2 separate regions of the Homo sapiens genome follow, and region 1 is linked to region 2. Evidence: read pairs that join two places in POLR2A ChIA-PET (ENCODE). Cell type or tissue: GM12878. All regions are shown on one strand. Each heading gives the region's core, and the rest is flanking DNA. Links, peaks and the distances in the headings are about the cores only. Region 1 overlaps CDKL5 (cyclin dependent kinase like 5). Region 2 has its middle 39 kb from the start of PHKA2-AS1.

Region 1 (9,758 bases), core at 4,680-7,179, 240 kb before region 2:
CCATTGCCTATTTATAAAATGACAGTCTTAATGTTCGTGACTAAGAGTTTAGACTCTGGAAATAGGATATCTTGGTTGATGGCAACTTGTCTATCAATCAGAGGACTGTGTCTATTTGTCTCTTGGTTTCCTCATGTGTAAAATAGGGCTAAGAATGGCACCTCCCTCATAGGGTTCATGTGATAATTAAATGAGGCAATGCATTAAAAGCACCTAGAATAATGCCTGGCTCCGTAAGCATTCATTAATGTTAGTGACTGCAGTTACTATCGTTGTCATCTAACTTCAACATCAGGTGTTTCCCCTCCATTTTGATGATAAACTTTGGTGTTCTTTCTCCATGTGACTGTTTTAAGCTCCCTAGTATATAGAAAAGATCTGCGAATTAACGTGAGAACACAAGTATAACTTCTTTACTTACCAGTGTTGACCATTTTCTGGTGTGGCTTTGATAAGTCATGACAAAATTGTCTAAATGGTGAGAATACAGAAGTGCAGAAGGAATTGGATTCTCTTGATTATTACATAATGAAGTGGTGATGATTTAAAAGAGTAACAATTACAGATTACCTTAGTCCTGTGAAAATTAGGTCAGATCAAAATTAAATCCAAATTTGAGATAGACAGTGTTAGTAATGTATTATTTCTGTCTTTTGATAATCAGTTTAAGTAGAACTTGTTTTACGCGTGGATATGTACAGAAACCTAAAAAGAGTTGTTTTAAAAAGAATGAGAGGCTCAATTGGGATGTTGAACTTTAGTTGAGTCTTCATCAGGTCATCCTTATTCTAGTATTGCTGTTATGAGACTTGAGAGTTCCAGAATTGCCAGTGATGAACTGGCTCTATTCTTTTGTTTCTGTTAACTCTTCGTGATAATGCTGCTATGACGTATTTCCTTCCTTCATCGCATCTCACTTAGTCTGTCATTAGTTCAACTTGACTCATCTTGATTTTTTTTCTTGAACAAGCTCTCGAATTGGTTCATCAGATTCTTCATATTTGAGAGAAATGCACATTTGGTAACTTACAAAAAACATCAAAGAGCCTTGTTATGGTAATATAGTGAATTGCTATTCTTTGTTGCGAGGGGATGGAGACAGGGTCTGGCTCTGTTGCCCAGGCTGTAATGCAGTGGTGCAATCTTGGCTAACTGCAACCTCTGCTTCCTGGGCTCAAGCTATCCTCCTACCTCAGCCTCCTGAGTAGCCCAGACTGTGGGTACATGCCACCATGTCTGGCTAATTTTTGTATCTTTTGTAAACATGGGGTCTCACTATGCTGCTCAGGCTGGACTCCAGCTCCTGAGCTCAAGTGACTGACTGCCTCAGCCTCCCAAAGTCCTGGGATTACAGGCATGAGCCACTGTGCCTGGCCGTGAATTGCTATTCCTAAATAATCTCTTACCTAAGGTCAGTCTGTTTTTCCTTGGTAGTTGTACTTCAGATTTACTTCAGGAAGAGAATATTTGTACAGTGTACCCCTTTCTTGCAATGGAAAAGTCAAGCTACTATGTTATATTTTAAAGCAATAAATAGATATTGCAGTATGATATCCAGAGCTGTTATTCTGGCCATCTCAGTTATGTAGAACCCACTTAAGAATCAGGAGATAGCCAAAATATCTCAGAACAAGCAAAATAGAGTTAATATGGTGGGATTAATCATCTTTACTAATAGGATAACACCCCTACCCTCATTTGGAGTCTGTTCTTCATTTATGCTCAGTTCTAGCAGGCAGCACTGAGGTTGTCAGGGCAAGAAATAGTTCAAGGTAATACTACAGTATGCAGAGGGAAAAGGATCCAAGCAATAGCTATGGAGAGAAGCAGGTTGGAAAATCATACATATCATAGATCTCTATGGAGTGTGTGTTTATAAAACAGGCAGCTTCACTTTGCTTTGAAAGACAAAATGTATAAATATGTTTAGAAAGACTGCTGTCAATTGGGTTAAAAATTGATGTTTAAAGAGTAAACCAAATTACTTAGAAATCCCACTAGTTGGCCAGGCACGGTGGCTCACTCCTGTAATCCCAGCACTTAGGGAGGCCAAGGCGGGCAGATCACCTGAGGTTGGGAGTTCGAGACCAGCTTGACCAACATGGGAAAACCCCGTCTCTACTAAAAATACAAAATTAGCTGGGCATGGTGGCGCATGCTGGTAATCCCAGCTACTCGGGAGGCTGAGGCAGGAGAATCATTTGAACCCAGGAGGTGGAGGTTGCGGTGAGCCGACATTACGCCATTGCACTCGAGCCTGGGCAACAAGAGCGAAACTCCGTCTAAAAAAAAAAAAAAGAAAGAAATCCCACTAGTTAAATGAAGAATTGCTGTAACTTGCACAATTCCAGCCTTCTTTTTCTCGTAAGGTTATGAATATATTGATATCCATTAGTGCTTGTCATCATAACTTTCAGAGTTACTCCCGTAGAATTATTCACTGACTCTCTCTTCTCACACATTAGCTAACCACGCTTATCACATCGCCAGGGGAGGGGCAGGTGGCAGAGAAAGTGTCACAGAGTAATGCTCCTCACCACTTCAGCTCACCTTCCATGCTGCTCTCAGAGGGATTATACTGAAGTCCCATAAGCCTGACCATGATGCTCCCCCGCCCCATTCCCTAGCTGTCAAACCTGTCCCCTACCCCCAACAAGAGTCTGTGAGCAGCTTGAGTGAGATCAGATTCGTTCTTTTATTTTTCTCTGTTTCTTCAACACCTAACACAGGGCCTGACATGTATAAAGTACTTGCTGAATGTTGGTTGAGTGATTCATTGGATTTTAATTCCTTCCTTTCTTTAGGTGAATCTTTGGAATTGTGTCTCCTCTTGGACCCTTATGGAAATAGCTGTCATGTTAGATAACGTTAGAGTCCCATGCCTGTGTGCCTGCTTACCACTTGTCTCATTGCCCTCCTCCCGTACTGTTTTGGTCCCAACTGCTGCTCTGGAGAAGGTGCCAGGTGACTGGATGAATAGTCCTTCTCAAAGCTTCTGTCTCTGAGATTGATGTGAACCCCCTATTTACCCTTCTTTTGTGCTGCTCCTCTTTACCCCACTCAGCACGAAGCTGCTGTCTTCCAGGTGGAATCACAGGGGCCAGAATGCGCAAATGAGGGAAATGACCAACCACACCCTTACCCATATGGCTCAGTTCCAGCTGTCAATGTATAACTCATTCTGCATTCCTTTATACAACACAGCTTTTCAAGTGCCTTTGTTCCAGCCAGCCTCTTTCCATCTGTCTCTGAGTCACTCTGTCAGCCTTTTCTCCCTTCCCTTTCTGTGTTAATTCTTTGGGTATGTATGTTTCTGCATAGCTTCTCGCTTGTTTTGTTTTTCCTCTCTGACATCCTTCTTTCTGTCTTTGGTGATGCAAACACACGCTTCGCTCCTAGTTTTCACCCACCAGTTCAAGGGTAATTTATTTCTTTTTTTCATTTGGCCTCTGGGATCTTTCTCTGCCTGGATCTTTGAAAATGTCCCAATCATTCCTCTATCCCCACCTGGGCTGTGGTTTATCCAGTGCCTCTTGAAAAGCCCCTGTAGAGGGTCTTTGGCCCATCTTCCCTGTGTCCTGGGGACCCAACGATGCAACATGCAAACTGCAAACATTGAGCTTTCCTTTTATTACCCTCCCCTTCTCACTTTCATCTTATTCACCGTTTCATCCTGCATAGATTCTCCTCTTACCATGCAAGATCCTACTTCCTCCTAGGACTGGTGTCTCAAGCCTTCATTTCCTCTTGTGCCAGCATTAACATTCTTACAGTAATGCCCATTCACATTCTGAGATGGCAGTCATGATGAATATGTCTTCCTTAAAGATTTGCTGGATTGGCAGAAAGCACTTTTACCCTCAACACACCTGTGGTATTTTGTGAGACTTTCATTCTGCTTGGTAAAAACTTCTACCCATTAATCTGAATATTCTGTTGTGCTTCTAGGTTGTGTTTTTGCAGATAGTATTGTGGAACGACATAGCTTTTTCATAAACGTATAATTCTTTAACCTCTAGAAGTTACAGAACGTTAAAAATAGTATTGCCATTTCTACTAGATGCTCTCTGAGGCTCCTTTCCATCCAGAGTCATGCTTTTGTGATTCCAGAAAACCCCACTCTTCTGCAGTGTTCCTTACCAATGGCAAGTGACTGAATGCTGTGTCTTGGAGTTTAGCTTACGACAGTCTGTCTTTAAGCCCCATGCAAGAGGGTTTCATCTCCTTAATTGCAAAAGAACTTGTCACAAGAAACTTTTACCAAATTCCCAGGGCCTAGGCCCAGTCTGTCATTGGGTTTAGAATGTTTTTCGCAACAATACAACACTACATTTAAAGACTCTTTTGGCTGGCCGCGGTGGCTCACACCTGTAATTCCAGCACTTTGGGAGGCTGAGGTGGGCAGATCACTTGAGGTCAGGAGTTCGAGACCAGCCTGGGTAACATGGTAAAACCCTGTCTCTACTGAAAGTAAAAAAATTATCCAGGCCTGGTGGTGCATGCCTATAATTTCAGCTACTTGGGAGGCTGAGGCAGGAGAATCACTTGAACCCGGTAGGTGGAGGTTGCAGTGAGCCAAAATCGCACCATTTTACTCCAGCCTGGGCAACAGAGCAAGACACTGTCTCAAAAATAAATAAATAAAAATAAAGACTCTTAAGTTTTCAACACTTACCCATTTCATCATGTCTGAAGTTTTCTGGCTTTCAAAATTATAAATGTATCATTCTGAGTTCAGAATACCTGGTGGTGTCAGTGGTATCAAGCTTAATGTCAGTATTTTCAGTTAGAAGCTTTTCCCCCCGCCCCGTGAAAGCTTTTTTTTTTTTTTTTTTAAAGAAACAGGGTCTTGCCGTGTTGCCCACACTGGTCTAAAACTCCTGACCTCAAGCGATCCTGTCCCAGCCTCCCAAAGTGCTAGGATTACAGGTGTGAGCCACTGCACCTGTCCCTACATTTTTTTCTTAACTATTTTTATTTAGTTTTAATAAATACATAAAAGGTTTAATAAGTAGGATATTTCCAGTTTCTGGCAAATTTTTACTTTCATTCAAGATGTTTTTATAGCTGTATTGATCTTTATGTTCAGTATCTTGACAAGTCGCTAATAATAAACTTGTCGAGCTGGTTTTTAAAAGGTAAATAGAAAAATGAAGGTAGGTGTTGAAAATGTTTTGCTCTTTCCCTTGTAGAGTTACAGAAAAGCCATCCTTTAAGCTGTGTACTTTTCATAATCTCAAACTCTGAGGTCTTCAACAGCATGGAAATAGTCTTGCAGCAACAGTTACAGGTCATATAATGCTCAAATTGCTCTTTTGAGTGAGCCTGTGCCAGAGGATAATCACTAACCATGGTTGATTAAATTTAGTTCCTCCTGTGCTTTTTTAGAGGCTCTTTACCCAAGTGTTTGATTCTTCCCGGCTATAGGAACCTAGTGTCATGCATTTTCAGTCCTTATTATATTTGTCACACAATGGCAAGAAAATGATTGAAAAATCAATATGATAAAAATGTCTTCTCATTTAGGAAAAGTCCTGAAAATATTAGTCATTCAGAGCAACTCAAGGAAAAAGAGAAGCAAGGATTTTTCAGGTCAATGAAAAAGAAAAAGAAGAAATCTCAAACAGTAAGTAGATGACCAGTTTCTATATATAATAACATGTTTCTGCATTATTCAATGGATACTTTACACTTTGCACTTGGCAATCAAAGTTGATTGTTTTCTTATTGAGACTTGACATTTTTGCACTGTATTATGTCTCTTTCTGAAATTCTTTACAACTATCCTCTCAACAGAGCCTTTTCTACATTCAACAGAATCTCCAGGAATAGAAGAAATTTAATTTGGATGACAGAGAACACTTTAAGCCTTTCTCAATATACTTCTTATCTATGTGGGCTTATATTAATGTAAAAACTTTGAAGACACAGGATTTGTTTCTCTCTGGGGATTTAAAGATATGCATAAACTTAGGAAATGGGTTTTGGTTTACTTTTAAATGTTGAAATTTGTAAATAACCATCATTCCTTATTCTCTCCTGGCTGGTTACAGAATTCCTACGTTGCCAGGTGTGTTTCTGAGTTATATAGTCACAAAGATCGTATCTGGGATTTTAGGGCTTGCGTTAGAAGGAAAATATGTTTGCCTTTTGATCGCGCTGTGGGTTGGAATGCACCTTATCTCCTGGGAGCCCTTTGCCTGAACAAAGAGCTGGCTCCATGGGACCGTTCACATCACTTCACTGAACCACCCAAGCAAGGATCCTGCTGGTTTAGTGACATGAGAACCTTGGGGAAACCCGGCCTGTAGGACAGCAGCAGGAGTAGTTCTTCCCCTAGATGAGGCTGCATCCCCCTTTTCTTTATGACAACTTCAAGGCTAAACAAGGTAGAGTTAGCCGTTTTTATTTATTTATTTATTTTAGAGACAGGGTCTCACCCTGTTGCCCAGGCTGGAGTGCAGTGGCATGATCTCAGCTCCCTGCAACCTCTACCTCCTGGGCTCAAGTGATCTCCCACCTCAGCCTCCCAAATAACTGGGTGCACGCCATCACACCCAGCTAATTTTTTGTATTTCTTGTAGAGACAGGGTTTCACCATGTTGCCCAGGCTGGTCTCGAACTCCTGAGCTCAAGCAATCTGCCCACTTAGGCCTCCCAAAGTGCTAGGCATGAGCCACTGTGCCTGGCCTAGTTAGCCATTTTGAATGGTTTTGGTTCTAGTTTTACTTCATACGTAATTTATTCTTATTTATTTGAAGAGGAAAAAGACACAATCAAAATGGCCTGTTCAGATGGACTTCACTGATTTCATCTATAAGTTTAGTAGATTAGACCCAGTGTTTCTGAGGCCCTTTCTATTATGAAAATTATAGAATTATGACTCAATGGGAAGTAGATTAGGTAGATGTTCATAGCAATGTGTATAAATAACCTGAAGTAAGCATTTTTATCTCACAGATGTTCTAGAAATGTTAACAAATACCTTCCTAGATAATCTTTCTAGATCATTCTTTCACTTGCTTGCTTGTTAAATTTATGTATTTCCTTATAAAATAAATATGAGTTCATTATAGAAAATTTGAGAAAAAGAAAAAGATCGTTTTAAATCTTAATACCCTACCACAACTAGTATTAGGATTTTGGTATATTTTCCTCCAGCTGTTTAGCCTATGCATATGTTTGTGGCAAGAAGGTGGGGTTTTTTTTTGTTTGTTTGTTTTTTAAGTTTTAAATTAGAGCAATCCTTTTAGTACGATTTTGTATTCTGGCTTTTAACAGTTTATCTATCTATATCTACATGCACAGAATATGTATGTTACTACAAATACTTTATTATCTTCAATCCTAATGGCTGCATAATATTTCTGAAGTAGTCATTAAAAAAACTGCCCATATTTTTAACTGAAGCTTACTTTTAAAGTGTCAAATCAAAATGCCACTCAGTCAGATACTACTATAATTGTTACTTAAACTGGGTGAACAAATAGACCTGATTTAACATAGGAATACTTAAAATGTTTAAAGTGTTAATAAAACTTTTATCATTGTCTGTAGAACATGTTTCTCTATCATGAGCGTTAAACTTTGGCTACCTCCTGACCACTGTTATTTTTATTTTGTGGTTTTTGTTCTAAACCACAGGTCTCCTGGCATTGTGGGGTGATTAAGTGGTAGAAAGTAGGAAAGATTAAGGAATTGAAGGTGTTTTTGTATATAGATTTAGATTTTGATGTTTACTGTAGAGCAACATTAAACCTAAAGTCCCTGGCTCACTGTGGCACAAGTAGAGTATACATGTTGGCTGACTTTATTATTCAGAATTTAGTTAAATTTTAGATATTTTAGTAATATAGATTAGAGTAAAAAGGAAAATAACCATTCTCTAACATCCTCTCGACTTAAACTTTTTATTAGGTTTTCATAAGTTTCCTTTTTGATATTAAAGTAACTGTAGAATATCTCTGCATAGGCCATAATGCCTTAAGCTTTACCAACCCAAAAGTTGTTTGTATCTCTGCATCTTTTAATTAAATGAAACATAAAATTTAAGGGCTTTGGGATTTCCAAAGAGCGCTCAGTACAGCCTTCCAAACCTCAGAGTCCTACGCCTGACATTGGGTTAACTCTGCCTACTTTGAATGAGCATTTAAACTGTTAATAGTTTTTCACTTTCTAGAACTCAGCAAAAAGAAACTACATAGAATAAGCTTCAAAAGATTTAAGGCATTGTGGCCTTTGCATAAGATTCCAAAAGAATGAAAATCTGATGCCCAGTGTACATAGAGACGCATGACATGTTAAAGCTGAGGTGGATCCTAAATCTAGTTGAATTTTTTTATTCACTGGTATAGGAACTGAGCCCAAGCAAGTTGTGGGCTTGCTTCAAAGCCCAAAAATCACATAATCAACTGGGAGAACCAGAACTGCGTTCTCCTAAATACCAAGTCCAGGCTCAATTCATACCATGGACCCGCCTCTGTGGGGAGCCTCTAGGAGCTCTCCTCTGGCCTCTTCAGCGATGCAAGTTAAACTCTTCCTCGAGGTTCCTGTCATTGGAACAAGAAAATTTGTGGGATGTTTTACTCAAATCCCTTTTTACATATACCCTTAAAAGATTACCTAAATACTTGAATACCTTCATAGACATTCTAGTTCTCTGACAATTGAGATATCCAAAACAGGGAAAAGTGGTGACAAAAAAAAATAATTCTGTATTGTAAAGGTGCCTGCTTCGACTCAAGCAAATCTGGAAGCTGCCTTGGGAAATCTGGCTTTGGTTACATATCCAGAGTTACATAAGTCCTCAGAGCATATGGTGACTTTGCCAACTTGGTAATTGTATCCTAGTTAGTTAGTATCTCAACTTGTGATGATGCTTCCATTTAAATATTGAAATTTCTGTTTCTTCTCTTTGAAAACCAGTATCTGAATTGTGCTAGATGTTTTCCATTGGGTAAATATTTCTAGCAGTACAGAACAAGGCCTCTTACTCAACATTAGTATCCCACCACAGTGATCAATACCTCTTCCTAGTGATGTTTTCAGGCTTAAAAGTTGACCAAATTCGAAAGGGTTTCCAGTATGTTGGGATTTTTTTTCTCCTAATAGGCAAATTACATGGTAGATTTTTTACTTGCTGAAGTCCTCTCTAGCAATTAGGAGAAGATTGAAGTTTATCAGTAGCTCTTTAACACAGTTCTTTATAACCATATTTCTGATAGTAAGTAAAAATTATTTAACGTTTTATAAGCTTAATGTGAGTAGGTGTGTCTAGGTCTCTTGGCATTCCTACTAGAGGTATTGATCATGATCTCACATTATATACTTAGAAGAAGTTTGTGCTTGTCTTGAATTTGCATTATTGACATCTTCACATCCAGGTGAGAATTGGCACAGAAGCTCTAGATGCACAGCACCGAGATTCTTTCAGTGACTGTTAATATTTAGCAATTTGAGGGCTTCCAAGGGCTAGTAGTTTCAATAAGAGCACTTTTTTTTTTTTTTGCAATTAGTTTATTTGTATCTTATATTGCAGACAGATTCCACCAACGGGGAGAATCCAAGCATCAAGAAATCCCTCTTTCCTCTTTTTAATTCAAAGAATCATTTAAAGCATAGTTCTTCTTTGAAAAAGCTTCCTGTAGTCACTCCACCCATGGTACCCGTTTTTATGTATGGTAGCCCTGAAAACTGCTCCAGTAAACTTGTTTTACTGATGACAACAGCATGTCTTATTTTCATGAGGTCATATTCTC
Region 2 (16,439 bases), core at 11,383-13,882:
CCCAGACTGACACAGAATTTGGTACTGAGAGTAGTTCCAGAAGAACAGAATCTTAAAGATAAGTGCTCTGAATTGGTTCTGGGTTTTCTGAAATTGGTTCCCTACTCTGATTTGATTTAAAGGTACGAGTAGCCCTGTTTCCAGTGCTAAAGAGGTACTTGTACTCCACAGTGTGAAGTGGCAAAATAGTTACTCAAATTATCACCTTCAGATACTTGCGATCAAGTACCTATAGAAGGCAAACCTCTAGGAGAACAAGTATTTGCTACTTTTAACATTTTAGTCAAAAGGATGAGTATAATAGGGTTGGTTGGTTGGTTGTTTACTGAAGAACTTGGGTAAAGAAAGTGATCAGCTCAAGGTCTACATAAAGGACCTGAATGTTTCTAAAACTACCAGGAAAGAAACTCTTATCTCCTATAGCCACAAGGCTTAGATTTCTGAAAGCCAAACCCGAAGTCTAATCCTGTGAATGCTTGAATGACAATACAAATTGAACTCCCAACCTCTTAGGGTATGTTGCTGAAAGGACAATGATTGGGAAGGAATGGCAGCCTGAAAATTGGAATGGAGACCGGTTAGAAATGCTTGTTCCCCGGTGCCGTAAACAACCAGCACTTGAACATAAATTTAATTTCCTCAGCAAGGCCATTTTTTCACTTTCTGCAGAAAGGGTACACTCGCCAGCAATTTTGCTGTAAGAGTACACCGAACAGAGGAGACAGGGTCATTTAACCTGACGTGTCCACCCTACTGCTGTGTCTGGTTTCCATTGGCTGGAATGGGACCTCAAATTCTGTATTTGTCCTGACTGGCTAGCAACTTAAACTTTTTTGTGTGTGTGTTTTTTTTTTTGTTTTTGAGACGGAGTCTCGCTCTGTAACCCAGGCTGGAGTGCAGTGGCACAATCTTGGCTTACCCCAGTCTCCGCCTCCTGGGTTCAAGTGATTCTCCTGCCTCAGCCTCCCGAGTAGCTGGGACTACAGGCGCATGCCACCATACGTGGCTAATTTTTTTGTATTTTTAGTAGAGACAGGGTTTCACTGTGTTAGCCAGAATGGTCTCAATCTCCTGACCTTGTGATCTGCCCGCCTCAGCCTCCCAAAGTGCTGGGATTACAGGCGCGAGCCACAACGCCCGGCCTGCAACTTAGAACTTTCTAAAAGAGGGAAAGGCAGAGGAGAACAAAGGAAGGAGGAAGTAACTTGTGGAATGCTGAGAAAGGTAAAAACACCTTCAAATAAGGAAGAGGAACAGGATATGACCTAATGCTTGCTTGGGCCAGTATAAGCATGCCAGGGCAAATATTTAGGCTAAATTGTGGAAGCTAAGAACATAAAGTACATTGATTTCTTTATTACGGCTAGCAGATATTTAAGAATGTTAGCACAGGTCTTTGAATAAATTTTGCTTCTAAGAGAAGTTACTATTTATTCCTAATTAGATGGGGAGGAAAGTCTTTGAAGAGGAACCTCTAGTTTACTGTTTCCAGGACCCACCAGCAGATTTTGATTCTTATTTTCCTTTCCTGGAGAAGCAGCCCTGCCATCCCTGCCTGAGGAGGGTACTTTTCCCCTTTTGGGGCCTGGAGGACCTGTAATGGCCTCCCCTGAATTAGTTGCCTTACAAGGCACTACTGATCCTTCTCAAGTCCTACCCCCACCACCTCTCTCTATTTGGATGTGCTTCTATGAGCCTATATGGAAGATCAGAAGTGCTCGAAGGACTCAAGAGCATTGAAATGGTAAATGTGTGAGTAAAATCTAAATGAATAATAACCTCTTATAAGAGTTAAAATAAGAGTAAAATTACAGAGACTAAATGATAACAATAGTTAGTACATAAGTTGATGAGAGAATAAATGGAGTTAAAGGGTTCTAAGGTCTTTTTATTGTCTAAAAACACGGTCAAAGCAACAATTAACATTAGATTGTGATGTCAAGAATGCATGTTGTAATCTCTAGAATAACTGGTTTAAAAAAATAGTAAAGGTATATAATTTCCAATCTATAGAGAGATGGAATAATAACAATTTTAAAAAGAAGTCAAAAGGGAAAAAGAATATAGAAGAGATAAGCCAAACAGTAATATGGTAGATTTAAATCCAAATATTCAGTATAAATTGATTAATTATCCCTGTCACGGAAACTATCACCTTTGATGGTTTAGGACCACTTCCAACTAAACAAACTCAGGCCTCTGGAGGAAGGCCTAGTCATCCCAATTAAATTCATCATAAAGTAGCCAGCCCCAGCTAACCCACCAGCCAACTGAAGATGCATGAATGAGTTCAGCTGAGATTACCTGAACCCATCCAGGCCAGAAGAACTGCACAGTTGAAGCTAGCCCAAATTGCTGATGTACAAAGTTATGGTCTTATGAACCCCCAAAATTTGAGACAGGTCTCAGTTAATTTAGAAAGTTTATTTTGCCGAGATTGAGGGCACGTGCCCATGACACACCCCCAGGAGGTCCTGATGACATGTGCCCAAGGTGGTCAGAGCACAGCTTGGTTTTACACATTTTAGGGAGACATGAGACATCGATCAACACATGTAAGATGAATATTGGTTTGGTCCAGAAAGGGGACAACTCGAAGAGAGGAGGGGGCTTCTACATCACAGGTAGGCTAGAGACAAACGATTGCATTCTTTTGAGTTTCTGATCAGCCTTTCCAAAGGAGGCAATCACATATGCATTTATTTCAGTGAGCAGAGGGATGACTTTGAATAGAATGGGAGGCACGTTTTCCCTAAGCAGTTCCTAGCTTAGTGATTTTGGGGACCCAAGATACTTCCCTTTCACAGTCCAAATAAGTGATTGCTGGGTTTTTTGTTGTTGTTGTTAGTTTGTTTGTTTTGAGATGGAGTTTCGCTCTTGTTGCCTAGGCTGTAGTACAATGGCGTGATCTTGGCTCACCACAACCTCCGCCCCCCCAGTTCAAGCGATTCTCCTGCCTCAGCCTCCCGAGTAGCTGGGACTACAGGCATGCGCCACCACGCCTGAAGGGGTGGCCTGCCCCTCCGCACCTGTGGGCGTTTCTCGTCGGGTGGGGCGAGAGACTGAGAAAAGAAAGAGACACAGAGACAAAGTATAGAGAAAGAAAAGTGGGCCCAGGGGACCGGTGCTCAGCATACGGAGGACCCGCACAGGCACCAGTCTCTGAGTTCCCTCAGTATTTATTGATCATTATCTCTACCATCTCGGAGAGGGGGATGTGGCAGGACAATAGGGTAATAGTGGGGAGAGGGTCAGCAGGAAAACATGTGAACAAATGTCTCTGTGTCATAAACAAAGTTAGAAAATGTGCTGTGCTTTGATGTGCACATACATAAACATATCTGGTGCATTAAAGAGCGGTATTGCCGCCAGCATGTCTCACCTCCAGCCTTAAGGCGGTTTTCTCCTGTCTCAGTAGATGGAACATACAATCGGGTTTTACACCGAGACATTCCATTGCCCAGGGACGAGCAGGAGACAGATGCCTTCCTCTTATCTCAACTGCAAAGAGGCCTTCCTCTTTTACTAATCCTTCTCAGCACAGACCCTTTACGGGTGTCAGGCTGGTGGACGGTCAGGTCTTTCCCTTCCCACGAGGCCATATTTCAGACTATCACATGGGGAGAAACCTTGGACAATACCTGGCTTTCCTAGGCAGAGGTCCCTGCGGCCTTCCGCAGTGTTTGTGTCCCTGGGTACTTGAGAGTAGGGAGTGGTGGTGACTTTTAACAAGCGTGCTGCCTTCAAGCATTTGTTTAACAAAGCACATCCTGCATAGCCCTAAATCCATTAAACCTTAAGTCGACACAGCACATGTTTCTGCGAGCACAGGGTTGGGGGTAGGGTTACAGATTAACAGCATCTCAAGTCAGAAGAATTTTTCTTAGTACAGAACAAAATGGAGTCTCTTATGTCTATTTCTTTCTACATATGCCCAGCTAATTTTGTATTTTAGTAGAGATGGGGTTTCTCCATGTTGGTCAGGCTGGTCTTGAACTCCCGACCTCAGGTGATCAGCCTGCCTCAGCCTCCCAGAGTGTTGGGATTACAGGTGTGAACCGCTGTGCCCGACAGTTGCTGTTTTTAAGACATTGAATTTTAGAGTAGTTTATAATGTGGCAAAAACTAAATTATAAGGAAAAGGATATCTACAAGTGGAGTGCTATCCTAACAAAAACTGAAATATGTGTCAGTAATTTTAGGACAAGGTGTTAGTGTGCCTGGACCAAACTGAGGATCGGGCTGCTATTTCTTGTGGCCCAATAACGAGATGCAGTTGAACTGGAGAGGAAGAGAGTTCTTATTTCTGCAACTGGCTACAGGGAGAAGACCTGGAAATTATGGCCAGGCCAATTCAAAATTACAAAGTTTTCCAGAGCTTATATACCTTCTAAGCTGTATGCCTACGTGTAAGTGTGCACTCATCTAAAGACATAAGTGATTAACTTCTTTTAATCTGTAACTAAGGTCTGAGTCCTGAAGACCTTCCTCTGGAGCCTCAGTAAATTTACTTAATCTAAATGGGTCCAAGTGCTGAGGTGATTACCCGTATCTTGTCTCCTGCTAAATCACGGAGGTTTGGGGAGTTCCTTCAGACCCCCAGTAAACTTGTTTGCAGAGGCCTGGGGAGTTTCTTCAGACCCACAATAAAACATGTTTAATCCTAAATGGGTCCTGTTAAGAATTCCTTCGTTATTTTGTCATGCTTTAAGGCCCAGGGAAGGGCTAGGCAAAACTCTTGGTGGGCTTTTGTTACATTCCAGCCTTTGTATAAGGGCACTGGCTTTTTAGCTTTTAATATTTAACTTAACCACTCAGTCAGTATTGAAACAGTTGTTATGGAGGCCTGTGTTAGTGAGACTTGGCCTGCCACATTAGGGCAGAGGCTGGAAAAGCAGTGAGGAAACAGCAAAACCTGGAAAATTAGCTAGGAAACTGCTATTGCAGGCTACAAAACATGGTTACACATGTTATGTGGTTTTGAAACAATTTCCAAAAGTGTAGTTTATGATAATATGGAAGATGGAAAAGCTTCTTAATGAAATTTGGATTTGACTAAGGAGGTCTACAGGCAAAATGTTGAAAGTGACAGCTGATTGGTCCTAGCTGTGTATAATAGAGTATAAGAAAAGAGAGATGAGCCAAAGCAAAAACTGTTCAGTTTTCAAGCAGGATTTATGAGGAATATAAAGGGGCCAGGGCAGGCTGAGTTGGAAAATAAAAGTACTTTTAATCTCTATCATCCAGCTAGAAGATTTTCAAAGTAAATGAAAACCTGAAGTCAACTTCTACTTCTGGCCAACATGGAGTAACAGGGACCAGATGTATCCTCCTGATACAACAAAAACAAAAGACAGAATATCTGAAACAATTATTTCCAAAACACTGCACATCAGGCACTAAAGAATAGTCATCCTGGAGAGATGAGAAATGAATGAGGTAAACCCTACAATTGCTCCAGCTTACTCCCTTCAGAGAGTTTACAGGCTGTGGCACAGGGAGGGGAAACTCAGGCAAAGCCAGAAGAATCCCTAAATTGGGAGTCCAAGGTGGCTAGAGTTTGTAGGACATAGTCCTGAAGAGGAGACAGCTGCACAGAGAGAGAACTCTGGAAATCTGCAGAGGCTTCCCCTCAAGTTTTTAGCAGAAGGCTGAGCAGGGCATGCACATGAGGAAATTACCTGAGGCCAGGGAAAGAACCACCCGCTGCTCACTTAGGGCCCAGAATAAAGCCTTGTCCCACTAATTAGTGTGGAAAATCTCCTGATTTTTGGAGCATTGGATAGAGTACTCCAAAGGACCTTGCCTCAGTGGTGGGGAATAATTAGCTTTAGACTAAATACTGTTCTCATTCCATATAATTCACCTTATTAACAAACCAAAAAAATCATATGAGTATCGCAGTAAACATAGATGTTGAATAAAATCCAACATCCATTTCTGATCAAACTTCTCAGCAAACTAGAAACAGAAGGAAAATTCCTTAACCTAATAAAGGGCATATATGAAAAACCTACAGCTCTGGCCAGTATAATCAGTTAAGAGGAAGAAATAAAGACATCCAGATTTGAACAGAAGAAGAAAAATTATCTCTATGTGCAGATGACATGATCTGATGGACTGTACAAAAGAGCTACCAGAACTAATAAGCTAGTTTAGCAAGTTTGCAGGATATAAGATCAATATATAAAAATCAGTTTTACTTCAATATACTCACAACGAACAATCAGAAATTGGAATTTAAAAACCAATACTGGCCGGGTGCAGTGGCTCACGCCTGTAATCCCAGCACTTTGGAAGGCCGAGGTGGGCGGATCACCTGAGGTCGAAAGTTCGAGACCAGCCTGACCAACATGGAGAAACCCTGTCTCTACTAAAAGTACAAAATTAGCCAGGCGTGGTGGCACATGCCTATAATCCCAGCTACTCGAAAGGCTGAGGCAGGAGAATCACTTGAGCCTGGGAGGCGGAGGTTGCGGTGAGCTGAGATTGCACCATTGCACTCCAGCCTGGGCAACAAGAGCGAAACTCCATCTCAAAACAAACAAACAAAAACCAACAACAACAATAGCAAAACCAATACTATTAAAAAGAGCTTCGAAAAATGGAATATTTAGCAATAAATGTGACAAAGTATTTGCAAGTTGTGCACTAGAAGCTACAAATATTGCTGAGGGAAATTAAAGAAGATCTAAATAAATCTTGAGATATACTGTGTTGAGTCAGAAGACTCAATAATGTGAAGATCCCCAACCATTCCCAGTTTATTAATCCATAGATTCAACACAGTCCCAATGAAAATCCCAGCAGCCTTTTTTTAAAAAATAGAAATCAACAGACTAATTCTAAAATTCATATGAAAACGCAAAGGAACTAGAATAAGCAAAACAACATTGACAAAGCAGAACGAATTTAGAGAACTAACACTCTACCTTATTTCAAGATGTATTATAAAGCTCTACTCATTAAACGGTGTGGTATTGGTGTAAAGATAAATAAATAGGTTAATAGAACAGAATGGAGTCCAGAAATAGATCCATACATGTGTGGACGACAGACTTTTTGTGTTTTTGCTTTGTAAATAATCTGTTTATTTTAGAATAGATTTAGGTTTATAGAAAAGTTGTAGAGATAGTACAGAGAGTTCTACATACCTCAGACCCAGTTTCCCCTATTCACGTCTTACATTGGTATGGTAAACTTGCCACAATTAATGAGCCAATGTTGATGCATTATTATTATTATTATTTTGAGATGGAATTTTGCTCTTGTTGCCCAGGCTGGCGTGCAGTGGTGTGATCTTGGCTCACTGCAACCTCTGCCTCCTGAGTTCAAGTGATTCTCCTGCCTAAGCCTCCCAAGTAGCTGGGATTACAGGTGCCTGCCACCACGCCCGGCTAAATTTTTTTGTATTTTTAGTAGAGACACACCACGCCTGGCTAATTTTTGTATTTTTGGTAGATGGGGTTTCACTGCATTGCCCAGGCTGGTCTCGAACTCCTGACCTCAGGTGATCTGCCTGCTTTGGCCTCCCAAAGTGCTGGGATTATAGGTGTGAGCCACCGCGCCTGGCCTTGATGCATTATTATTAACTAACGGAGGGGTCCCCAGTCCCTGGACTGCGGACAGGTACTAGTCTGTGGCCTGTTAGCAACTGGTCCGCACAGCAGGAGGTGGGTGGCAGGTGAGCTTGCATTACCGCCTGAGTTCCCCCTCCTGTGGGATCAGTGGCAACATTAGATCCTCATAGGAGCACGAACCCTATTGTGAACTGTGCATGTGAGGGATCTAGGTTGCGTGCTCCGTGTGAGAATCTATCTAATGCCTGGTGATCTGAGGTGGAACAGTTTCCCCCCACCCCAGTCTGTGGAAAACCATCCCCCGACCCCAGTCTGTGGAAAAATTGTCTTCCACCAAACCGGTCCCTGGTGCCAAAAAGGTTGGCAACTGCTGAACGAACGCATACTTTATGCAAATTTTCTTAGCTTCCACTTCATGTTATTTCTCTGTTCTAGGATCCCATCTAGGATACGGCATTACCTACATTCAGTCATCTCGTCTCCTTGGGCTCCTCTTGATTGTGACAGTTCCTTTTTTTTTTTTATAATCTTGGCAGTTTCGAGGTGTACTGCTCAGGTATTTTGTAGAATCTCCCTTGACTAGGATTTGTCTGATGTTTTTCTCTTGATTAGATTGGGGTTGTGTGTTTGGGGAAGGAAGACCACAGAGGTTAAGTGCCATCCTGGTGGCATTTTAGGATGCAAAAATTGTCAACTCATTCTATGAAGCCAGCATTATTCTGCTTGAATAAATTATATCAAGGATACCTACTATCAATATGATGTATCACTGATAATGGTACCAATTTTTCTAGAGTCAACACTTGTAAGTCTGTTTGGTGACCTGTGTCACATTCCAGCATGCAGAGAGACTGAGGTCTCTCAACCCAAACAGAAAGGAACCCAAGCATAGAACTAGACACACCCACTGTATGTACCTACTATGTGTTGGCTGCTGTATTTGGCAGTTTACATGAATGATCTCATTTTATCCCATAAGAGAGATGCCAGTATCTTCTTTGTTCCACCCACGAGGAAAATGAAGATCAGAGAGGTTAAGTACCTTGCCCAAGGTTGACCACCACAGCATAATCTTATTATGGGCCACCATCTCTCTCAGTTGCAGCCAAATGGAGGCAGTGCCAAAATTAAGAGTGTGTTCATGGGCAACAGCTGGAAGACCTTGCCCTAGTGCCCATCAGAAGGGCCAGTAGCTGAGGCGGGGCAGGCAGGTGTCAGTCGGACCCGCTCGGTGGTCAGCAGTGGTGGTAGTGGGGCTGGAGTAAGGAGCCTCTGGGCTCAGGTCACTGAATGGGGCTGTCAAAAGCAATGCTAGATCCTCTTAGGTAAGAACTGGGGCAAGCAGGTCTCAAGGCCAAGGTCTAGCTAGAGGTAGGATACACAGTGAGAGCAGGATCAAAGGCCAAGTCCACTTGACCCACGGTCAGCTCAGCTCTCCAAGCTGCCCCTGCCTGAAAGTGATGCCCTATTCCTGGGCAGGAAGAGCCTAGAGGCCTGTGGACCAGAAGCCGGGCAGAGTCTCATGCCCAGGCGCGTTCTCCCTCTCAGCTGGCCCGCAAGCTCTCTTAAGCCGATTAGGTGCTTTTTTCTACTCTCTGTTTCTCTCTCAAAATAACTTTACTGAGGGATATTTTGGATCCTATAATTCACCCTTTTCAAGTGTACAATTCAATAATGTTTTAGTAGATTTCCTAAGTTAGGAAACCATCACCATAAATCAGTTTGAGAACACTTTCATTAGATCAATAGGATCCCTCGCGCACACTTCTGGTTAACCCTCCTACTGCTCTCACCCTGCCCCACCCCATCCACTCTCCAAGCAACCATGAACCTACTTTCTGCCTATAGATTTGTCTTTTCTGGATAACTCACATAAATGGAACCCAACAATATGTGGTCTCTTGTGTCTGGCTTTCTTCACTGAGCATAACGTTTTTGAAGTTCATCTGTATCATAGCACATATTCATAGTTCATTCCTTTTTATTGCTGACTAGTATAGCACTGTATGGATATAGCACATTTTGTTTATCCACTCATCAGTTGATGAACATTCATTTGCTCTGTCGCCCAGGCTGGAGTGCAGTGGCACGATCTCTGCTCACTGCAACTTCCACCTCCCGGGTTCAAATGATTCTCCTGCCTCAGCCGCCCAAGTAGTTGGGATAACAGGCATGTGCCACCACGCCCGGCTAATTTTTTTTGTATTTTTAGTAGAGACGGGGTTTTGCCCTGTTGGCCAGGCTGGTCTTGAACTCCTGACCTCAAGTGATCCGCTTGCCTTGGCCTCTCAAAGTGCTGGGATTACAGGTGTGAGCCACTGCGCCCGACCTGTTTCTACTTTTTGACTGTTATGAAAACTGCCGCAAAGAACATTCAAGTTGCAAGTATGTGCATGGATATACGTTTTCATTCTCTTGTCCAACCCTCTCTCTTTAGCTTCCATTTCTTTTTTATTGGGTTTCTTCTACACTTTCTACTTCTAAGATTATCCTTCCTTTCTTCAGCTTCCTCACTGGCTTCCTGTTGTCTTCAGCATTAAACTCAAACCCCTTAGTGTGGTCGGAGAAGGTGCCTTCCTCCCCATTCAATCTTATCTCTTGCCACTCTCTTTTTGAAGTGAAGAGGTGTATCACTTACAGAATGGAGACACACTGAGACACAAGTCTAGAAATTATTTCTCACGTGTTCTAATGTTACTCATTGCCAGTCCCCCATATAAGATAATCTGCACTAATGATAACATATTCTTGATTTGATATAGTAACTAAATGACCACTTTGGTTTTTGTTTGTTTGTTTTTGTTTTTGAGATGGAGTCTCACTCTTGTCACTCAGGCTGGAGTGTAGTGTTGCAATCTTGGCTCACTGCAACCTCCACCTCCGAGGTTCCAGCAATTCTCCTGCCTCAGCCTCCTGAGCAGCTGAGATTACAGGCACCCACCACCACGGCTGGCTACTTTTTGTATTTTTGGTAGAGACATGCTTTCACCATGTTGGCCAGGCTGGTCTCGAACTCCTGACCTCAGGTGATCTGCCCACCTCGGCCCCCCAAAGTGCTGGGATTACAGGAATGAGCCACCGCACCTAGCCAGCCTTTACTCATTTTTCTAATGGCTGGTTGTATTTTTCTTATTGATTTCTAAGAACTTTAAAAACGCTTCTCGATACCAATACTTTGTTCTTTATTTGTGAAGCAGATGTCTTCTTCTAGTCTGTGACTTGATTTTTCACTCTTTTTCTGGCATCCATTTTCAAGTAGACGTTTTAAATTGTTATTTGTCCTGTTTGTCAGTCTTTTTCTTTATAATTTGTGCTTTTTGTGTCTTGTTTACAAACAAATCCTTTTCACTCCTGGAAAGATCAGAAAGATACAGTTGATCCTCATTATTCATAGATTTTGTATTTGCAAATTTGCCTACTTGCCAAAATCAGTATCTTCAGTGACCACATGCAAAAGTAGTGAAAAAATCTGAGTCACGCACATTCCCAGCTGAGGTGGAACAAGGTGACACTCTGCCTTCTTGTCTCAGCTGTCAAACTGTAAACAAGTGTCCTTCTTGAGGCACATTTAGTGCCACCGTTTCCACATTTTTGTGCTTTTTGTGGGTGACTTTGCTGTTTAAAATGGCCCCCAAGCATAGATGGAAGTGTTGTCTGGCACTCCCAAGCGCAAGGAAGCTGTGATGTGCCTTACAGAGAAAACACGTGTTAGAGAAGCTTCCTTCAAGCATGAGGGATGGCCCTGTTGGCCGGGAGTTTAGTGTTCAGGAATCAGCAATACAATTCAATGAGATGCCTTTCAACAGAAACATACACAAAACAAGGTTCTGGATTGATAGGGTGATGAAAATGTCGTGACCAGAGGCTCACGGGAACCCTACCCTGTGTTTCCCTTAAGAGCAATGGTTCAGTATTTGCTAATTCAGTGTTCACAGCGAGTTTATAGAACACAGCTATTGTGAATAATGAGAATCAACTGTATCCTCCAAAGGTTTTTTTTAAATTTTGCTTTTCAAGAGCATTTAGCTCTCTCATCCACTAGAAATGATTTTAAGGTATGATGTGGGAGCACAGTTTATTGAACAGTTCATTCTTTCCTACTCATTTGTAAGGCCGCCTCTGCCATACAGTAAGCTTCCATATCCACATGGGTCTGTTTTTAGGCCTTGTGATCCACTGGTCTCTTTGACTATCTTCTCACTAATATCTCATGTATCACATACTATAGGTTTGTAATAGTATTTTTTTTTTTTTAGATGGGGTCTCACTCTGTCATCCAGGCTGGAGTGCAGTGACATGATCATGGCTCACTGCAGCCTCAAGCCCCCTAGGCTCAAGCAGTCCTCCCACCTCAGCCTCTCAAGTAGCTAGGACTACAGGCACACACCACCACACCCGGCTAACTTTTTTATTATTTGTAGAGACAAGGTCTCACAATGTTGCCCAGGCTGGCCTTAAACTCCTGGGCTCAAGTGATCTTCCTGCCTCAGCCTCCCAAAGTGCTGGGATTACAGGCATGAGCCACAGTGCCTGTCTATAATAGTCTTGATATCTGGTAGTATGAGCCCCATCCCCATTACCTTTATTCTTTAACATTTTTTTTTTTGGCCCTTTGGCACTTTGTACAGATTTTAGGATCAGTTTGTGAATTCTGTAAAATCCTCTGTTGGATTTTGATGGGAACTGCATTAAATTTATAAGCTAATCTGGAGAAAGTTGCCACCTTCGCTATATTGAGTCTTCCCATCTGTGAAATGGTACATTTTTTCAATCATTTTAGTCTTCTCTAATGTCTTTCAGTGAAGAATTTATTATCATCCCTATAATCTTGTTTAAAAAACGTATTCCCTGATACATTATGGGGTTACTGTTCTATTTGATGTTTCTTCAATCCTTCTTGTCCTTTTTCCATAGAGTTTAGTTCTATTAGGATCTGATTGTGTCTTATCTAGTCTGCAGTTACTTTATATGTATTTTTAAAATAATCTCTTTCTGGTTATCTGTGTGCATTTGGAGTTTGTGGGGGTATAATTGTATGTTTGTACTATGTGCAGACTGTTGATTGAGTTGGATTAGTCACCAATGGGCTTTGTAATATTCTACTGTGAACTCATCATTAGCAGGGTTTATTTTTTTGTGTGTGAACATTCCATGATATTTGGGATGTGGGAGCTTCAATTCAAAGAAGTTTTTTGTTTGCTTCTGCCTTGTGCCCCAGGAGTATCACTGCTTGATGAATAATTCTCACGGTACTTTTTAGTCTGGAGTTTCTGAACTATGTGGGTAGAGTAAAAGCAATGTGAATTGTGGTCTTGTGGTTTTGACTTCTCAGAGAGCTTTTATTTTTTTCCCACCAAAAGCCCTGTGTCCTGTGGTCCCTCTTGTTTTTAAATCCTTTCATTTATAGAATAGTTATTTGAGGGTCTCAGCTGTAAGCAAAGCTCTCTGGGCAATTCCCTAGCTCCCAGAGCCCCAAAGCCTCATTTCCTGCCCCTGTGTGGGCATTCATTCCCAAACCCCCAGGCTCTGCAGACAGTTGCTCCCCATTAACTCAGGCACTCACCCTTCTGCTTTTTCATTTCCTTCTTTGTTTCTGGCACCCGGGGATTTGATTTTATTATTTGTGGGCCTAGCTCTACATTTAAAATAGTTAAGTTACATTTTACCCAGTATTTCTAAGTGATTATAGTAAAAGAATTTTCAGGTTGTCTGAGTCCACCATATTGCTAGCAGTTGATAAGTAGATTGTTTGTATTCTTTGCTGTTTGTTAATAATCTTTAGGCTTCATATTTTTTCCCAGACAATGACCAAATGTTCATAATATGCCATGTGCTTGAGTTATGCAACATAAATCATTTCCTGGGTCTCAATTTTTAAACCTTAGTAGGACCTACTTCTAAATTTCTGTATCTTTTTTACATAGATGGGATCATATATGTATTTTTTGAGGTGGGGTCTGGCTATGTTGCCCAGGCTGGCCTTGAACTCCTGGACTCAAGCAATCCTCCTGCCTTAGCCTCCCAAGTAGCTGGGATTACAGGCACGTGCCACCACACCTGGCCTATACTTTGTTGTTGTTGTTGTTGTTGTCATTTTTAAACAAGGGCATATTATTTTCCTTTTTCCCTTTCCTCCCCCAATATCAGCATGACCCTCATCCCCTTCTCCCTCACTGAGGGAAGCCATTTTAACCTGCTATATGGCCTTCCAAGTTTTTTTTTTTTTTTTTTTGAGACAGAGTCTTGCTCTGTCGCCCAGGTTGGAGTGCAATGGCTTGATCTCAGCTCACTGCAACCTCTGCCTCCCGGGGTCAAGCAATTCTCCTGCCTCAGCCTCCCAAGTAGCTGCGATTACAGGCGCCTACCACCACCTCTAGCTAATTTTTGCACTTTTAGTAGAGATGGGGTTTTGCCATGTTGGCCAGGCTGGTCTTCAACTCCTGACCTCAGGTAATCCACCTGCCTTGGCCTCTCACGGCCTCCTTACAGGCATGAGCCACTGCGCCTAGCCAGCTTTCCATATTTTTATCTGTCTGCATATAAATCTATAGAGACTCACATATATCCTCATATGTACATGTATTTACACCCCCAGGAATACATAATCAGGGTGGTTTTATTGTTGTATGCTGTATGAAAATGGGATTATATATATATAATATATATATTATAATATATTTTATATATATATATATATATATTTTTTTTTTGAGATGGAGTCTCACTCTGTTGCCCAGGCTGGAGTGCAGTGGCGCCATCTCGGCTCACTGCAAGTGCCACCTCCCAGGTTCACGCCATTCTCCTGCCTCAGCCTCCCCAGTAGCTGGGACTACAGGCGCCCACCACCACACCCGGCTAATTTTTTGTATTTTTTTTAGTAGAGACGGGGTTTCACCGTGTTAGCCAGGATGGTCTTGATCTCCTGACCTCGTGATCTGCCCGCCTTGGCCTCCCACAGTGATGGGATTACAGGTGTGAGCCACCGCGCCCGGCCAAAAATGGGATTATATTATACATGATTTTCCACATCCTGTTTTTCTTAACCAACAATCAATACCTAGTTGAAATCCCTGCAAGTTATTACAATTTTAAGTCTGGTGTTTCTCAATACACAAATCATGAATGTACTGCTTGATGAGTTTCCACAGTGAATACACCCACGTAACCAGCACCCAGATCAAGACATAAAATATTACCAGTGCCCGAGAACTGCTACCTCTCCCAACGTGCCTCCTCCCCTTGACCTCCCACCTCCCCAAGGGTATCCATCCTCCTGACTTGTAACAGCATCGATTTCTTTAGTCTGTTTTGTGCCTTACATAAAAGAAACGTTCAGTACATACTTTTTTGCATATTATATTCTTGACATTTATAATGTTGTTGCATGTAGTTGTGGCTTGTTCGTTCTGGTTGTGGTATACTATCCCATTGTGTGACTATACCAGAATTTATCGATCTATTCTCCTTCTAATAGGCATTGGGGTTATTATGGCCAGTGCTGCCATGAACGTTTTTGTTCATTAATTGATTCTTTTTAATGGCTGTATAATATTCCTTGCTATGGAGGACCACCCTTTATTCAGCGATCCTACTTTTATTAGGTGTTTACTTTGTTTCCTGTTCTTGACCACTAAAGCAAAGCTGCAATAAATATTGTATATATGTCCCTATGTAGAGATACTGATCTATCTCTACTAATGGAACAATGTATTAGTCCATTTTCATGCTGCTGATAAAGACATACCCGAGACTGGGTAATTTATAAGGAAAAAGAGGTTTAATGGACTCGCAGGTGGCTGGGGAGGCCTCACAATCATGGCAGAAGGCAAAAGGCACATCTCATATGGCGGCAGAAAAGAGAACTTGTGCAGGGAGACTCCCCTTTATCAAACCATCAGATCTCGTGAGACTTGTTCACTTCCACAAGAACAGCATGGAAAGACCCGCCCCCATGATTCAATTCCTCCCACTAGGTCCCTCCCACAACATGTGGGAATTGTGGGAGCTACAATTCAAGATGAGATTTGGGTGGGGACATAGCCAAACCATATCAGACAGATTGCAGGAAGTCAAATTGCTGGTTAGTATAGTAATTGCCTTTTAAAAGTAAATGCTGTTGCTTGTTTTTAAAACAAAACAAAACAAAACCCTGTGACAATGCCATTACTGTCAGCAATGCCTGAAAATTCCCCTTTCCCTCATCTCTGTCAGCATTGGATGTTAGAGTTCTTTCTGTGTTTTGTGAATCTCATGAGTATAAAATGATATTAGCATGATATATTCCCTGACCACTAGACAATTTAAGCACCTTTTCATGTGTTGGGACTTGTTCTTCATATTTTTTGCTCATTTTTTTTTTTTTGGGTCTATACATCTTTTTCTCATCAATTTGCAAGATATTTTTGTATACTGTAGAAATTAACCCTTTAGGCCAGGCACAGAGGCTCATACCTGTAATCTCAGCACTTCGGGAGGCTGAGGTGGGGGGTCACGAGGTCAGGAGATCGAGACCATTCTGGCCAACATGGTGAAACCCCTTCTCTACTAAAAATACAAAAATTAGCTGGGCGTGGTGGTGTGCGCTTGTAATCCCAGCTACTCAGGAGGCTGAGGCAGGAGAATCGCTTGAACCCGGGAGGTGGAGATTGCAGTGAGCCAAGATTGTGCCACTGCAGTCCAGCCTGGGTGACAGAATGAGACTCTATCTCAAAAAAAAAAAAAAAAAAAGAAATTAACCCTTTATTATACATTTTTGTCCACATCTATTGTTTGTCTATTGACTTTGTTCATGTTACCTTTTGCCACTGAGAACTCAAAATAAAATCCACACCCCCACTAACCAGCTGAGTGGAACCCCTC

Evidence for each region. Peaks named below come from ENCODE experiments on the same cell type or tissue, not always from the same donor. Only the 100,000 strongest peaks of a DNase experiment are listed, where the experiment ranks them.
Region 1: POLR2A ChIA-PET joins it to region 2 with 6 read pairs; 1 of 35 experiments calls an interaction of 5 or more read pairs at or near these places.

What each region holds. Positions count from the first base shown.
Region 1 is chrX:18,614,341-18,624,098 of GRCh38, forward strand. It overlaps CDKL5 (cyclin dependent kinase like 5), which reads left to right. Exons shown (of 18, transcript NM_001323289.2): 16 at 5,527-5,626. Among named protein-coding and RNA genes, the nearest start is that of RS1, 53 kb to the right of the region's middle. In GM12878, for the core only: no CTCF peak of the experiment used is centred there; a DNase peak (open chromatin) is centred at 6,241.
Region 2 is chrX:18,843,487-18,859,925 of GRCh38, forward strand. No RefSeq gene overlaps it. Among named protein-coding and RNA genes, the nearest start is that of PHKA2-AS1, 39 kb to the right of the region's middle. RefSeq lists an enhancer at 12,806-13,045. In GM12878, for the core only: no CTCF peak of the experiment used is centred there; a DNase peak (open chromatin) is centred at 12,895; H3K27ac peaks cover 2,500 bases.